Regions from separate parts of the Homo sapiens genome. Here all the other regions are linked to region 1. A link is a contact called in ENCODE Hi-C or POLR2A ChIA-PET data. All regions are on one chromosome and are shown on one strand. The core of a region is the stretch at or near the end of the contact, and the rest is flanking DNA. Distances in the headings are between cores, read along the strand shown. Region 1 overlaps LIMD1 (LIM domain containing 1). Region 2 has its middle 71 kb from the start of XCR1. Region 3 has its middle 20 kb from the start of CDCP1.

What was found. A loop is a pair of places that touch in the nucleus more often than their neighbours do. ChIA-PET counts read pairs that join two places held with the same protein, here RNA polymerase II (POLR2A). Pooled maps may share reads with other maps.
Region 2: a map with no recorded cell type shows a loop between it and region 1 (6-fold over the local background). The contact joins two enhancer-like sites. A Hi-C loop is called at or near these places in 12 of 37 single-sample maps with no recorded cell type and 4 of 50 pooled maps. POLR2A ChIA-PET finds 5 or more read pairs at or near these places in 1 of 52 experiments (naive thymus-derived CD8-positive, alpha-beta T cell).
Region 3: a pooled map shows a loop between it and region 1 (3-fold over the local background). The contact joins two enhancer-like sites. A Hi-C loop is called at or near these places in 1 of 50 pooled maps. POLR2A ChIA-PET finds 5 or more read pairs at or near these places in 2 of 52 experiments (A549 and Panc1).

Annotation. Positions count from the first base shown.
Region 1 is chr3:45,610,724-45,615,438 of GRCh38, reverse strand. All of the region lies in intron 1 of LIMD1 (LIM domain containing 1), which reads right to left. Among named protein-coding and RNA genes, the nearest start is that of LIMD1, 18 kb to the right of the region's middle. RefSeq lists a silencer at 212-311 and enhancers at 2,541-2,590, 3,648-3,717. Within about 2 kb of position 2,323, at least 6 of the 41 ENCODE cell types and tissues checked have a DNase peak (open chromatin) inside an H3K27ac peak, as active enhancers do.
Region 2 is chr3:46,096,427-46,101,141 of GRCh38, reverse strand. No RefSeq gene overlaps it. Among named protein-coding and RNA genes, the nearest start is that of XCR1, 71 kb to the right of the region's middle. RefSeq lists an enhancer at 3,393-3,502. Within about 2 kb of position 2,546, at least 21 of the 41 ENCODE cell types and tissues checked have a DNase peak (open chromatin) inside an H3K27ac peak, as active enhancers do.
Region 3 is chr3:45,164,437-45,169,151 of GRCh38, reverse strand. No RefSeq gene overlaps it. Among named protein-coding and RNA genes, the nearest start is that of CDCP1, 20 kb to the right of the region's middle. RefSeq lists a silencer at 1,332-1,451 and enhancers at 1,012-1,975, 1,976-2,939. Within about 2 kb of position 1,956, at least 24 of the 41 ENCODE cell types and tissues checked have a DNase peak (open chromatin) inside an H3K27ac peak, as active enhancers do.

The DNA.
Region 1 (4,715 bases), core at 1,074-3,573:
CTAAAACCCAGATTTCACCAGTAGGCAATAGATCCATGTAACAAAAGTGCACTTCTCCCCCCTAAATCCATACAAATAAAATACAAAATAAAATAAAAGGTGCCCTCCCTGTACCATGAGAAAACAAACACTCTTCAATGGAGAGTAACAGCAGAGAAAATTCTGTACAAACAGACCTTGTTAAAATAAGGCTTACTTTCCTTTAGCCTCCCCACATAATTTGGTTACTTTCCCACAAATGCCTCTCTTTGTTCAACCTCATATAAACACATGTATGTTTTGCCACTGCTTTGGGTCTTCATTTGTTTATGAGGGCTCCCGTGTCACATAGAACTTTTATTAAATGTGTATGCTCTTCTATTTACCTATGTCAATTTAGTTTTCAGACCCCACCAGGACCCCAAGAGAGAAGAGGGGAAGTTCTGCTCCCCGACATCCTCTATTGGCCCAACTTTCACTAAAGTCCCCAAATCTACAACAAAGTTAATTTTAGTTCACTCAAATTCTTTAAAATTAAATATCTATGTGTAAAAGAAAAAAAAGTCTATCCTAACAGTGATTATCCCTAGAGTAGGATGATCGGTGACCTTTCCAATTTTTTTCTATACTTTCTGACTTTTCTACAGTTAGCTGTGTTTAAGGTTTAAAAAACGGCAAAAAAAAAAAAAAACACCCAGGAATTTATTTTTTATTTTATTATTATTATCACTTTTTTTGAGACAGGGCCTCATTCTGTTGCCCAGGCTGGAATGCAGTGGTGTGATCATGGCTCACTGCAGCTTTGACCTCCTGGGCTCATATGATCCTCCCACCTCAGCCTCCCCGGTACCTGGAACTATAGGCACGCACCACCACGCCCAGCTAATTTTTTTATTTTTCGTAGAGACAAAGTTTCACCATGTTGCCCAGGCTGGTCTTGAATCTCTAAGCTCAAGCAATCCCCCTGCCTCAGCTCCCAAAGTGCTGGGATTACAAAGTGCGTGAACCACAGCACCCGGGCAGAGGATTTCCTTTTTTTTTTTTTTTTTTAACTACAGGTGCCCGCCACCACGCCCGGCTAATTTTTTATATTTGTTGTAGAGGCTGGGTTTCACCATGTTAGCCAGGATGGTCTCGATCTCCTGACCTCGTGATCCACCCGCCTCGGCCTCCCAAAGTGCTGGGATGACAAGCATGAGCCACTGTGCCCAGCCTAAGAGGATTTCTGTACTAGAGAAAACTGGTAAAAGCAAAAACAAAAAAATGTTTTTTAAATCAAACTCTTAAGAGAGCAAAGAAGCAAAGTAAAATAGTGATGGGCTCACAGCCCATCACTATCAAGAAAGGAATAAAATATCTTGTGAAGATAATATTTTAACAGAGGAAATTGGGAGGGTATCAGCCAAGCGTTGCCAGCTCAGAGAACAGGTGGCTTAGAAAGCAACAAGTAAAGCAGGGCCCCCAAGAAATTCTAAAAACAGCTGGAGAATCAGAGGAACTTTCACACTGCTGTGGGAATGCTAAGTGGCACGGCCACTTTGGAAAAGTTTTTGGCAGTTGCTAAAAAAGTTATACATACACCTACTCCATGATCCAGCAATTCTACTCCTAGGTATTTACCCAAGAGAAACGAAAGCCTGTGTCTATACAAAGACTTGTACATATAAGGTGCAGTGGCTCATGCCTATAATTCCAGCACTTTAGGAGGCCAAGGCAGGAGAATCACTTGAAGCCAGGAGTTCAAAACCAACCTGGACAACATAGCGAGATCCCATATTTACAAAAGAAAAAAACAAACAAAAAAAAAACCCAAAGTCTTACACAAAAACAATCCTAACAGACTTATTCATAATAGCCAAAAATGAAAAAAAAAAAAAAACCTCAACAGGGAAATGGAAAAACAAATCTTGTGGTGTATCCATACAATGTAATATTACTCAGCAGTAAAACAAAAGCACAATTGATAATGCAAAAAGCCCAGTTGATAATGCAACAGCATAGCTGAATTTCACAGATATTATCTGAGTGAAATAAGCTGGACAAAGGAGTACTATAGTTGATTCTCATTATTTGGCAAGAATACTGAATCAGTCAATACTGAACCACTGCTTCTGGCAGAAATACAGGGTTAGGTTTCTGAAAACTTCTGACCACAACACTTTCATCAACTGATGAATATATGACCTTGTTTTATGTGTGCTTCTATTTAGAGACACCTTCCTTAGTATATATTGTTGATTCATTAACATCGAACCCTCAGCCAACAGCCCTGTAGCTCGTGCCTGAAGAAAGCTTCTCTCATACATATTCTCGTTGTAAAGCACATCACAGCCCTCTTGCTCTTAGGAACACTAGAAAGCACTCCAGCACTGTGCCTGGGGGCCATTTGAAACAGCAAAATCATCAACAAAAACCACAAAAATGCAAAAACCATGGCACTAAATAGACCATGAAAAGGACACCTGTTTACTGCATGACCTGAAACAAGAAGGCGGAGCGTTGCCTTGTTCGACTTCAGCTGGGAAGATAGGCGTCAGGGGACTCAAACTTTTCAGCACTCTGTTATATCTGTGAATGATCACAAAAGAACTGTGAGTATTAATTTTGGGGTTACAAATAAATTTTAGCAAGTAAGCTGATTCACAAATACAGAATCTGTGGATAATGAAGATCAACTGTATATAAATACTATATGAATCCATTTATATTACATCTTAGAATGGGCAAAACTAATAAATGATTTTAAAAAATCAGAATTGTAGTTGCCTGGAGGTGAGCACTAACTGGAAAGAAGCATGAGGGAACTTTCTGGGGATGGAACTATTCTATATCTTGATAGGAATGTGGGTCACACAGGTGCATGCATCTGTCAAAACTCACTGAACTACACATTTCTCTGTATGCAAATACAGCATTTTGAAAACAATTCCTAGACACTCCTCCTATCAAGAAGTGAGAGTGTGGAAAGGCTTGTGAATGCTTAAAGTAATAGAGCACAGCAGAATGACACTAAATGACTTCCAGGCATTGAGCCTGACCCCAAGTATCCAATGCAGACATCAAATAGCCTGCAAAAGGCCTGGCACAGTGGCTCACACCTGTTATCCTAGCACTTTGGGAGGCCGAGGTGGGAGGATCACTTGAGCCCAGGAGTTCAAGACCAGCCTGGGCAAGACAGCGAGACCCTGCCTCTACAAAAATTAACAAATTAGCCAGGCATGGTTGTGCATACCTGTGTTTCCAGTTATTCGGGGGGCTGGGATGGGAGGATTGCTTGAGCCCAGGAAGCCAAGGCTACAGTGAGCTAAGATGGTGCCACTGAACTCTAACCTGGGTACAGAGTGAGAATTTGTCTTTAAAGAGAGAGAGAGAGAGAGAGAGAGAGAGAGCGCGCACCTGCAAACCATGACAGAGCTGGGCAGAAGCCATGCTAGCTTCCTCAACACCACCTCCTTTCTTTCTCCCTGCCTTCCTCACCGCCTCCCACCAACTTCACTTCCTCTGCTCTCTGGCTACAAATTTGGGCAGAGATGCCTCTCCCCACACCTCACACACCCACCGTCAGGCATGGGCAACCCAGAGAGGTGGCAGCTGTGTGCTATGGGTAGAGGAGGGGCTGCCAGCTCCAGTCCATTCATGGCTTCTAACTGACCTCTGTGGCTGGCCAACAAAGAGCCTCTGTGTAAGTCCCTGCCACCTGCAAGCAAAGCCTCAGTGATGTCAGGACAAGCCTCAGACAAACAGGCCTTTGCAAGCTGCCTGGAAAGCCACCTCCCAGCCTGCCCCTGCATTGGCCACAGGCTTATTGGGAGGCCCATACCCAGGAAAGGGCTCCATAGCCTACACAGAGGGATAGGACATAGGCATCCCAGTAGCCTGTGGCCCCTGATGAGCCAAATCCCAAACAGCCTTCCTCCCACCTCTTGGGACAGGAAACACCATCGTTCACTTCTCTACCTCCCTCAAGGGGATGGGCCATCTCTTTGGGCTTTCTGCCTGTACTTGCTAAACTGAGTGTATTTTTTAAGGCGCTGGAAAGTTGGCTCAGCTGCAATGACCACCTGCTCCATCAAGCCCTGTGCACACAGCAGCTTCGGACCCCAGAGCCCCCCTGCTTCAAGTGGGAACGGATTCGTTCTAAGGCTGCGTGGGAGCAGCCTGCCATCCCTTGCATCAGGCATTTGGCCTCAGTGGGCTCACTTGGTGGTTGGCAATCATGAAATCAGCCTCCCTTGAACAAATGATGATCTTTTTGTTTAAGCATTTGTGGTTCTGAACAAATCGATTGGGCTTGGCTTTCAGATGGGACAAGGTAAAGACGCTTCCATGCTTTTGAGAAAATGACAAAGCAAGAGAATGTATACAGCAAACGACCATGTGTTACAGCCTGTTCTAAGTGCTTTGTAAGGCACAGCCCTGCCCAGCAGAAAAATATGCAAGCCACGTGCGATTTTACATTTTCAAGTATCCATACTTAGGAAGTAAAAATAGGTGAAACTAATTTTAATGTTTTACTTAGGCCAATATATCCAAAAGTCTCATTTCAACATAGAATCAATATGAAAAATATTAATAAGCCACTCTTTTCTCCATACCAAGTCTTCAAAATCCAGATGTGCTTCAAAAGCACATCTCAGTTCAGAAAAGCCACCTTTTGAAGTACTTCACAGTTGCACGTGGCCAGTCTCCCGTACTGGACAACTTAGATCAGATACTAGCTAATTCAGTCCTCACAA
Region 2 (4,715 bases), core at 1,297-3,796, 490 kb before region 1:
AAAGCAGAACTGGAAAATACTTGGCATCATCAAGTGGCTTCCCCCAGAAACAATAAGGATGGAAATGGGGTGGAGCTGGGTCAGAGGGATGTGGCCTGGAAGCTGAGTGGACAGATTCTAAAAAGTATTACTTAAATCCCCAATTTTAAGGAAGTTGATGAGGAAGGCTGATTTCTAGCTTCCTAGATGCTCAGAACACATTTTGGGGTTGCAATAAAAGTGGAAGTTATTGGTGAGGGCAGTGGCAGGGGGTGATGTCCTTCACGTTAGAGCCTCTGGAGGTTGGAAAGTACAAAGACCAGGGTGAGCATAAAAGGAAGTGATTGATGGAATGACTGGACCTAAACTGCTGTGGAAACTGGCCTTCACCATCCCACCTCTCCCTAATCCCATGGGCAGAAAATGGCAGCTTTTACCTTAAAAGCTGGAAAAATAATCCTTTTTTATTTTTATTTTATTTCAATAGTTTTCGGGGAACAGGTGGTTACAGGGATAGATTCTTTAGTAGTAATTTCTGAGATTTTGCTGCACCTGTCACCCAAGCAGTACACTGTGCCCAGTGTTTAGTCTTTTATCCCTTACCACCCTTGCACCCTTGAGAAATAATCTTTTTAAAAAGCAAATAAAAGCTGACTGGAAGGGGCTGAGGCTTCCAACATGGGAGTAACATCTTAGAGCAGGGGTCTCCTTGAATTGGTTTGACTTCTCCCACTCTCACAGAAGAAAGCAAGATTTACCCATCAGCACCCCCTTCCACAGCCAGAGAGCTCACAGTCACACCTTCTCATTCGCAGAAGGACCCCAGTCCCCCATTTACTTCAACTTAACAACCCAACCTAGAATGCATAAATAGAAATGAGCTGCCACAAACACCATTCACTCAGGAAAAGAAAAGGACCAAGATAAGTCAACAGAACAAATGAACTTGGAGGAGGTAGAACAAGGAAAGGAAAAAGAACTAAGTAAAAACCTTAAACTCTAATTATCCTCTTGGAGAACCAAGATGATACGTCCGTAAAACAAAACCCACACTTTGGGAGGCCAAGGCAGGTGGATCACGAGGTCAAGAGATTGAGACCATTCTGGCCAACATGGTGAAACCTCGTCTCTACTAAAAATACAAAAATTATCTGGGCATGGTGGTGGGCACCTGTAATCCCAGCTACTCAGGAGGCTGAGGCAGGAGAATTGCTTGAACCCGGGAGGCAAAAGTTGCAGTGAGCCCAGGTCACGCCACTGCACTCCAGCCTGGTGACAGACCGAGACTCTGTCAAAAAAAAAAAAAAAAAAAAAAATCTTCTATTAAAAAGGAGCAGTTGAAAACCAAGAGTTTGTTCTAAATCCCTTTTAAAATATATTTACTTTTTATTATCACAAATATAATACATTCAATTTTTTTGAAACCAAAAGTCAAAGACAGAAAAAATACATTAAAAATTCAAGAAGAACTTGCAGAATACAGAGTAAAATGACCAAAATAAAATGGGTAATTGGAGAAAAAAAATACATAGGGTCAATTTAGGTGGCTCAACATTTACATTGCAGGAATTTCAGAAAAGGAGAAGAAGGAAAACAGAAAGCAGAAAATTATCAAAGAAACAATTGAAAAAAATCTCCCGGAGTTGAAGAAAGATATAAGCTTTGGATTGAAAGACCCCAAGCACTGAGCACAATGAACAAAGAGTGATCCATAGAAATAACCTCTTGGAATTTCAGAGCACCAACAATCTAAGGAGATCCTAAACACTCTCAGAGAGAAACAAGAAACAAATAAACAACAAAAGAATAAGAACCAACTTTGGGAGGCCAAGGCAGGTAGATGACTTGAAGTCAGGAGTTTGAGACCAGCTTGGCCAACATGACAAAACCCCGTCCTATTAAAAATACAAAAGTTAGCTGGGTGTGGAGGCAGGCACCTGTAATCCCAACTACTCCAGAGGCTGAGGCAGGAGAATCACTTGAACCCAGGAGGTGGAGGTTGCAGTGAGATGAGATCACACCACTGCATTCCAGCCTGGACAACAAAGACTCCATCTCAAAAAAAAAAAAAAAAAAGAATAAGAACCAGATTGGCATCTTTCTCATTAGCAGTTTGCACCTCTGAAACAGAGAGGAGTTAGCTTTAAGGATTCTCAGACCCTGTTTAACTCAAAAGCTTATGAATCCAAATTTCTAGCAAGTGTGAGCATTGCCATTGAGATCATGCGACCCTGGCAATCTTGATGACAAAAATGGCTGGGCTCTATTTTCTGTTGTTGTTGGACAAGAATCTCCCTTGATATCTGAAGCTAAGAAGTGCTAAGAACCTCATGCTCCTCCAACAGCATTGCAATAACTTGCTCCAACAGAAGGCCAAGTCCACATAGATTAACCTTGATGTTCACGTAGAAAAAGGCCAAAGACCTCACACACTGAAGGCCAGCAATCCCCTGCAAGCCCTGCTCCAGCCCTTGAAGAAGCCAGCAATCATTTGGGCTGTGGCCTCCCACAGAGGAGTGAGTCTTCTCTGTTTTGCAAGAAAAGCAGGAAGTATGTTGAAAGTCATAACCACAGCAAAAAACTGCCACATCAAACTGAGAGGTGCTCTCTAAACATGGAGATATCATTCACCACCAGGAACCCAGATGAAAGTAAATCCCACTGTCCACAGAGTTACTTACACACCTGTTCATGTCTTGGCCAGGATTTTATCTAAAATGAAGTTCTGTGTGTAGTAGGTTATTAATAAAAGCAAAACAAAGAGAAACAGAAACTTCTACCCTCACCTGTCCAAGAGAAGCCACACTCGTGGTGAGATCCTGTAACAAATGACAATTAATTTGACCTTTCTAACTGGAGTGTCTGGAATTGTGGGGTCAGGTTTTGAAGATGAGAGGCTGTAACTAAGAAATATCCACTAGCTGTTAGTAGAGAGTCTACAACCTTGCCTTTTAAAGTGTAGTTCTCAGAGCAGCAGCAGCAGCTGCTGCAGCACCAGGAGGCTTTATGAGACACAGAGTCTTAGGCCACAAGCCAGACTGCCTTTCACCAAAATCTCCAGAGGATACATTTGGGCATTAAAGTTTGAGAGGTGCTGGTGTACAAGACCTGGGTGGATGTGGATGTGCATGTGCTGGGAGGGACCCTTCTTGGAATTTTGTACCAAAGATTGTGACCCTCTTAGGCAATCAAGTCTGAGTCATAGAGGAGGCCCCAGAAATTCAGCCTAGAAACGCCTGTGTTTAAAAACAGAAGGCCATGGCTTCCAGGAAGGATGATCTATTTTATAATACCGTAAGGTTTCAAAATGACTACAGCCCCCTTATCCGCCTCCACTGAGCTCCACACCGTCGTCTACCCTGACACTCTTGGTGCTGGAGACATAGGGGTCCGGAGCAAGGCAATCACAGGGGACAGGAACCTTGCTTTTTGAGACCCTGGGCCCCAGAACAGCTCTAGCCAAGGCTCCCACACCCCTCATTCTAGAAATGAGGGTTTTCTAGAAAGTCAGGCCTGCATGCAGGGAAGGGAGGTGAGGGTGCCCATGAGTGAGCCGCTCAGAAATCCCTTCTCCAGCCCCACTCTCTCAGTGACCCCACCTGGACATCATCTACTCTATCCACAAGAAGCGGGTTCAGCCGAGGGGATTGACCAGAAGCTCAGGTGTGAGCCTGAGGGCTGACTGCTGGTTATTTTTCTGTCCTGGAACACCTGACCCACCTGCCTGTCTTCATGTCGCCAGTGTGGGGAGGGAGAGAGACAACTAACTATAACCAGGAGGGTCCCCGCAGTGGCTCCGGCCTCGCCTCCCCTTTCTTGCCTGAGACACTAACTTAGTTCCTGGTTTGGTGCCTGTCGGCGCCTCCATTACCAGTAGCTTAGCTCCCACCGTGGGGAGGGAATCAAAGAGGTTGTGCCGCCCTTGCCATGTAGCTGCCCCTGAATCTCATCCAGGTCAGTTCCAGATTCTAAACTGAATTTTTTTCATGATATTGTCAAAACAGTGAGGAAACATTTTTTAAAAGCCCTATAGAAAAAAAGAAGAAGAAAGAAAGAAAGAATTGGGTTCAGCTGCAAATAACAGGAAAAAAAAATAGTGGCTTAAACCAGTGCCTCTCAAACCATCCTGTACACAGAAATCACCCGGGGATCTTGTTAAAATGCAGACCGTGATTCAGAAGCCCTGGGGCTGGCCCTGACGTTCAGCATGTCTAATGGGCTCCTGTGCGATGCCCAAGCTGCTGGTCCACAGAGCTCACTCCATAGGGAGGGCTTCAGCAAGACAGGAGTGTATTCCTCAGCCACAAGAAACCTGGAGTCTGGCCCTCCAGACTATATCCATCGCTGGTGATGGGACCATTGGTACACCAAACCTCAGCAACATTCAATTTACCCATCTAACAAATCTGCATGTGTACCCTCAGAACCTAAAATAAAAGTTGAGATAGAGGAAAAAAAAGAGTTTGTTGCTTTCAGCCTCTTGATTAGTGAGATGGAAACAAACCATCAATACACAATGCTGTCTGGCTTCCTCTGTGTGGAAAGTGCGGATAGGGATTGAGAGGGTCCTACTTGCCAAGGCCACAAGTTTGGGATGAGTCAGCTGCATCATACATCAGCAGATGAGCTGTGAGGCAGGGATGCTCCAATGGGCACAGAGCAGCCAGACCCACAACCTGCCCTGAAGCCACTCAGAGATCACAGTTCAGTTACAGGGTACATGGTGGGCGGCCTAA
Region 3 (4,715 bases), core at 707-3,206, 450 kb after region 1:
ACGGTGGCTCACACCTGTAATCCCAGCACTTTGGGAGGCCGAGGCAGGCAGATCACCTGAGGTCAGGAGTTCGAGACCAGCCTGGCCAACATGGCAAAACCCCATCTCTACTAAAAATACAAAAACCAGACATGGTGGCTTACCCCTCTAATCCCAGCTACTCGGGAGGCTGAGACAGGAGAATTACTTGAACCCAGGAGGCAGAGGTTGCAGTGAGCCTACATGGCGCCACTGCACTCCAGCTTGGGTGACAGAGCAAGGCTCCATCTCAAAAAAATAAAAAATAAAAATAAATAAAAATAAACAAACCCTCTTATCATACTGCACATTCAATTGTGAATGCTGAGTTTTGTCTTTGGTGTCACAGTGCATGCTTTTTGTCATCATTTTCTTTCCTAATGAATACGTAGTGGTGTCAAGTGGCTGAACCTCGTTTTCTTTAACTATTTTTACAGTGTTTGGCATCTACGTGGTTTCCAGTTTTTCCCTGCAGTAAACATCTCCCTGCCTAGGGCTTTTTCTGAAAGCTGAACTACTTCCTCAGGACAGATTCCTAAGAGAAATGACTGGGTCAGAAGTTGTGGGTATATTAATGGCTCTGGATATAGACCACTTGTCAAATTATCTCAGCGACTTGTTTCTTTGAACTGTGATCTTGTAGTTAATGCTGTTGTTGTTCTGGAAGTATTAGATGACCACTGGAGAAAATTTGGAAACGTTGAGAGAAGTGAATAAAAATCAATCTCATTTCACCCATAAAATGATAATCATTATCAGTAACATGTTGGTGTCTTCCTCTCCAGTCTATTTTTCTTCATGTAAGTTTTAGGGTTTTTTTTTTTGTTTCAGTGCCTATATGAATTAGCATAATTATCATGGCACTCTAAATAAATTAGACTTCATAATTTTTCTTGAACATAACAGCTAAGCATTTTCCACTTTATTGCAAACTTCAAACAGTTTAAGATATTTTCCACTGAGTAGATGTATCCTCATTTACTTTCCCATTATCCTATTTGGGGACACTTACACTGATTCCAAATTTTTGCTCTTAAAAACATTTGCCAGGAATAAATCTTCAAGTTCTGACTTAAAAAGCAGTTTGTAAGTTGGGTAAACAGAAAAATGATGAAAACTTACAATAGAAGAGTTGACTAATTGGTCTTGATTGTGGAAAAGGCTAATTTCTAAGCTCCTTCCTAGATTCATGAATGGAATTTAAATAACTAAGCTTTTTTTTTGTTCGTTTACAATCAAAGCAAACCCAATGAAGATTACTGATTGGGAGCCCAGACACCTGGTTTTCTGGTGGTTTTTCCCTCGGACAAGTCACAGGCCTGGCCTCTTGTGACTTAGTCAAATGCACAGTCAGACTAAACGGTGGCGGCACCGGCGCTGCAGGGCTCCCGGCTGTTTCCTTTTACCAACCCACACCGTTGTCAAGGGCGGCGCCTTCGTTAAGCATTCCTCAGTCACCGCGGTGAAGTTGCCATTTGCTTCCTGCCTGACTCTGACTCACACAGCAGCCTGGGGCACAAGTCCTACCATCTGTGGGCCTGGGCCGGCTGGCGGCACAAAGAGGAGCAGAAAGTGTGCCTCGATGCGCAGGACATGAAAAACAAGTGATGCCGCTTCCTGTGTGCAGACATGGAAAGATAAGGAAGAGGCTTATGATGTTGGAAAAGAAAACAACAGCGGCAACAGAAACCAAACCTGAGGGCAAGACAAACAGTATATGCTATCGTTTGTATAAAAATAAAATAGAGAGCCAGATATGCACATACCACCCCCGGTCCCCCCAAAATAAAGAGCTCAATGGCAGTGAAGGGCTATATAGTCACCACTGGCAACTGCAGAATGGATGCTTATTGTTCCTCAGAAAATTACTGTATTTCCTGCGTGACTCAGAGTTCTGTTCACTGCATTGGTCGGTTGAAAAGTGACATAGGCTTGGGTGGAAGGAGTGAAGCCAGTTCCCCAAACACTTCCTTGGTACCCAGGCTGACCTGTGGTGGAGACATCCTCCCCCAACACCTGTGCCCATTCCAATGGCAGACAGGCAGTCAGATGCAGGCACACTGAGAAATGCAATTAGGAGAGAGAAGGAAGGAGAGGGAGAGAAGGGAGACAAGGGGTGCAGCTAGAGAGGGAACAGAGTGAGAAAAAGAAAGAAACTTTGGCCATCTTTTGAACAACCATGACAATCTTGAGGAGTTTTGGTGGTGCTTCATTTAGGATGAGCTTTTAATGGTCCTATTCTCTAAAGGCAGCCTCCTTCTCAGGATGTCCTTACCCTGAGCAGCTCAGAAAATCAAGGGCTGCTGCAGCCTGGCAGCCTTTTGCTGGGGACTGGTCCTGCCTGGAATGGGTCTTGAGACCCTGGGTTGGCCTGACCTCCAGTCCTAGCCCTGTTCTTCCAGTACAGTAACAAGTGACCTTGGCCCATGATCATGGCTGGCCACCGCCCAGCCTCTGGGAAGGCCTCAGCCCAGGAGCCCCCATCTGCTCACCCACTGAAATGGGCCTCTCCCGCTCCCCAGTGAGGCCTTGGAGCAGAGCCACTGAGAACCCTGAGGCCCTAGGAGAGAAGAGAAGAATTAACAGGGTCAGTTGTTTCCAGATGTCTCTTACTTATGTCAGGATTAATCTTTTTACTACAGAGCCATTAAACTGGACAGAACACATGGAGAAAATGCATATAAAGCAGATGTCCTGGATAACAAGGAGAGGAGGTAAGAACCACGAGGAGAACATGGAGTGGACAGAAAGCACTGCCCAAGGATGACACACATGACAGGAGGAAGCAGGGACCCTGAAGGCCAGCCAGGCTCCTGAGGCTTCAACTCTACCGCTTCAGAATCTTCTGCCAGCAACTTGACACTAGTTCCCTGTATTAGTCTGTTCTCATACTGCTATAAAGACATACCTGAGACTGGGTAATTTATAAAGAAAAGAGGTTTAATTAGCTCATGGTTCTGCAGGCTGTACAGGCTTCTTCTTGTGGGGAGGCCTCAGGAAACTTACAATCATGGTGGAAGGTGAAGGGGAAGCAAGCACATTTTACATGGCTGGCAGGAGAAAGAGAAAAAAAGAAAGTGCTACACACTTTTAAACAACCAGATCCCCAGATAACGCTAGCACAAGGCAGCGCTAGGGGGATGGTGCTAAACCATTAGAAACCGCCCCAGTGATCCAATCACCTCCCACCAGGCCCCTCCTCCAACACTGGGAATTACAATTTGACATGAGATTTTGGTGGGGAAACAATTCCAAGCCATATTATTGCCCACTCAAAAGGCTGGGCTGCCTGCAGGGCACTCCCTTCCTTGCTTCCTCCTTCCCATCTTCCGACTGGGGTCAGTAAAACTGAGTAGCAAGCCAAGGCTGGCCTGACCACAGACCCTGATTTGCTATGGGAAATTTCTCTTCTGATCACCTACCTACTGCTTCCTGCCACCGTTAGGGACTGAGCTAGTCAGTGTCTGCAAGTCTTTTTTTGTTCCTGAAAAGTGACTCAGGATACAGGAAACAGAGATAAAAATATTGTGTTAGGCCGGGCGCGGTGGCTCGTGCCTGTATTCCCAGCAATTTGGGAGGCTGAGGCGGGTGGATCACCTGAGGTCAGGAGTTAGAGACCAGCCTGGCCAACCTGGTGAAACCCCCCCATACTAAAAATACAAAACTTAGCCAGGCATGGTGGTAAGCGCCTATAATTCTAGCTACTCAGGAGGCTGAGGCACGAGAATAGCTTGAACCCGGGAAGCGGAGGTTGCCGTCAGCCAAGATCACACCACTGCACTCTGGCCTGGGTGACAGAGCAAGACTCTGTCTCAAAAAAAAAAAAAAAAAATGTGTTCATAATAATAGCAAGTGCTTCCAAGCACTCACTGAGTGCCAGGCACTATGCTCCATTATTTGGTCCTATTTGGTCCTTATAATGACCCTATCAGGTAGATGCAGTTATATATCTCCAGTTTATATGTAAGGAAACAGGCTCATAGAGGGTAAAGATCAAACAGTAGGCTAGATTTGAAGGCAGGTGGTCTTCGACTGTGTACCCTTAGAACAGTAACACATCTCATTACTAACACAGCTGATTGGAGGACATGGCTTAGATCGGTCGCCAGTGGGGCTTGCTGATACATCACTCTTGAATGAGACTATCTTAGCCACTCACGCTTGGCAGCACCAGAAGCTGTGGGGAGTGGAGCCCTGAAGCGCATTTCACAGAGGAGCAGAGGACACCTGCACCCCAAAGAGAGAAAAGCCACCAACCTCTGAGCAGAGCATGCTGCAGCACCCAAAGTGTCTGGGGGCAAGGGTGATGCTCCAGCACTGTGGGATCTCACCCTTGCCTGCATGTTAGTAACCTGAGAAGTTTTCAGTTACTTCCAATGCCCAGCCTCCCTGTTGTCCTCCCCTTCCCCAGTGAAATCCCATCCCTGGGTCCCATATGGACCCAGGCATCCATATTTTTGAAACTCCAGGTAATTCCAATAGGTGGCTAAGGTTGAGAACTACTTCTGGGAAGGAATGTCCTTATGGGACAGTAGGTCCAAGGGAATGGTTTTTTCTTTTTTACATTAATATTGGGATGTGGGAGTGGGATGAATAACAGCTGTAAGACCCTGTCAGTCTCTCACACTTCGGTGTGGATTAATTTTGGTCTTGATTCCCCTCATGACGGGTGAGATCCAGGCACCAAAGCAATGTGA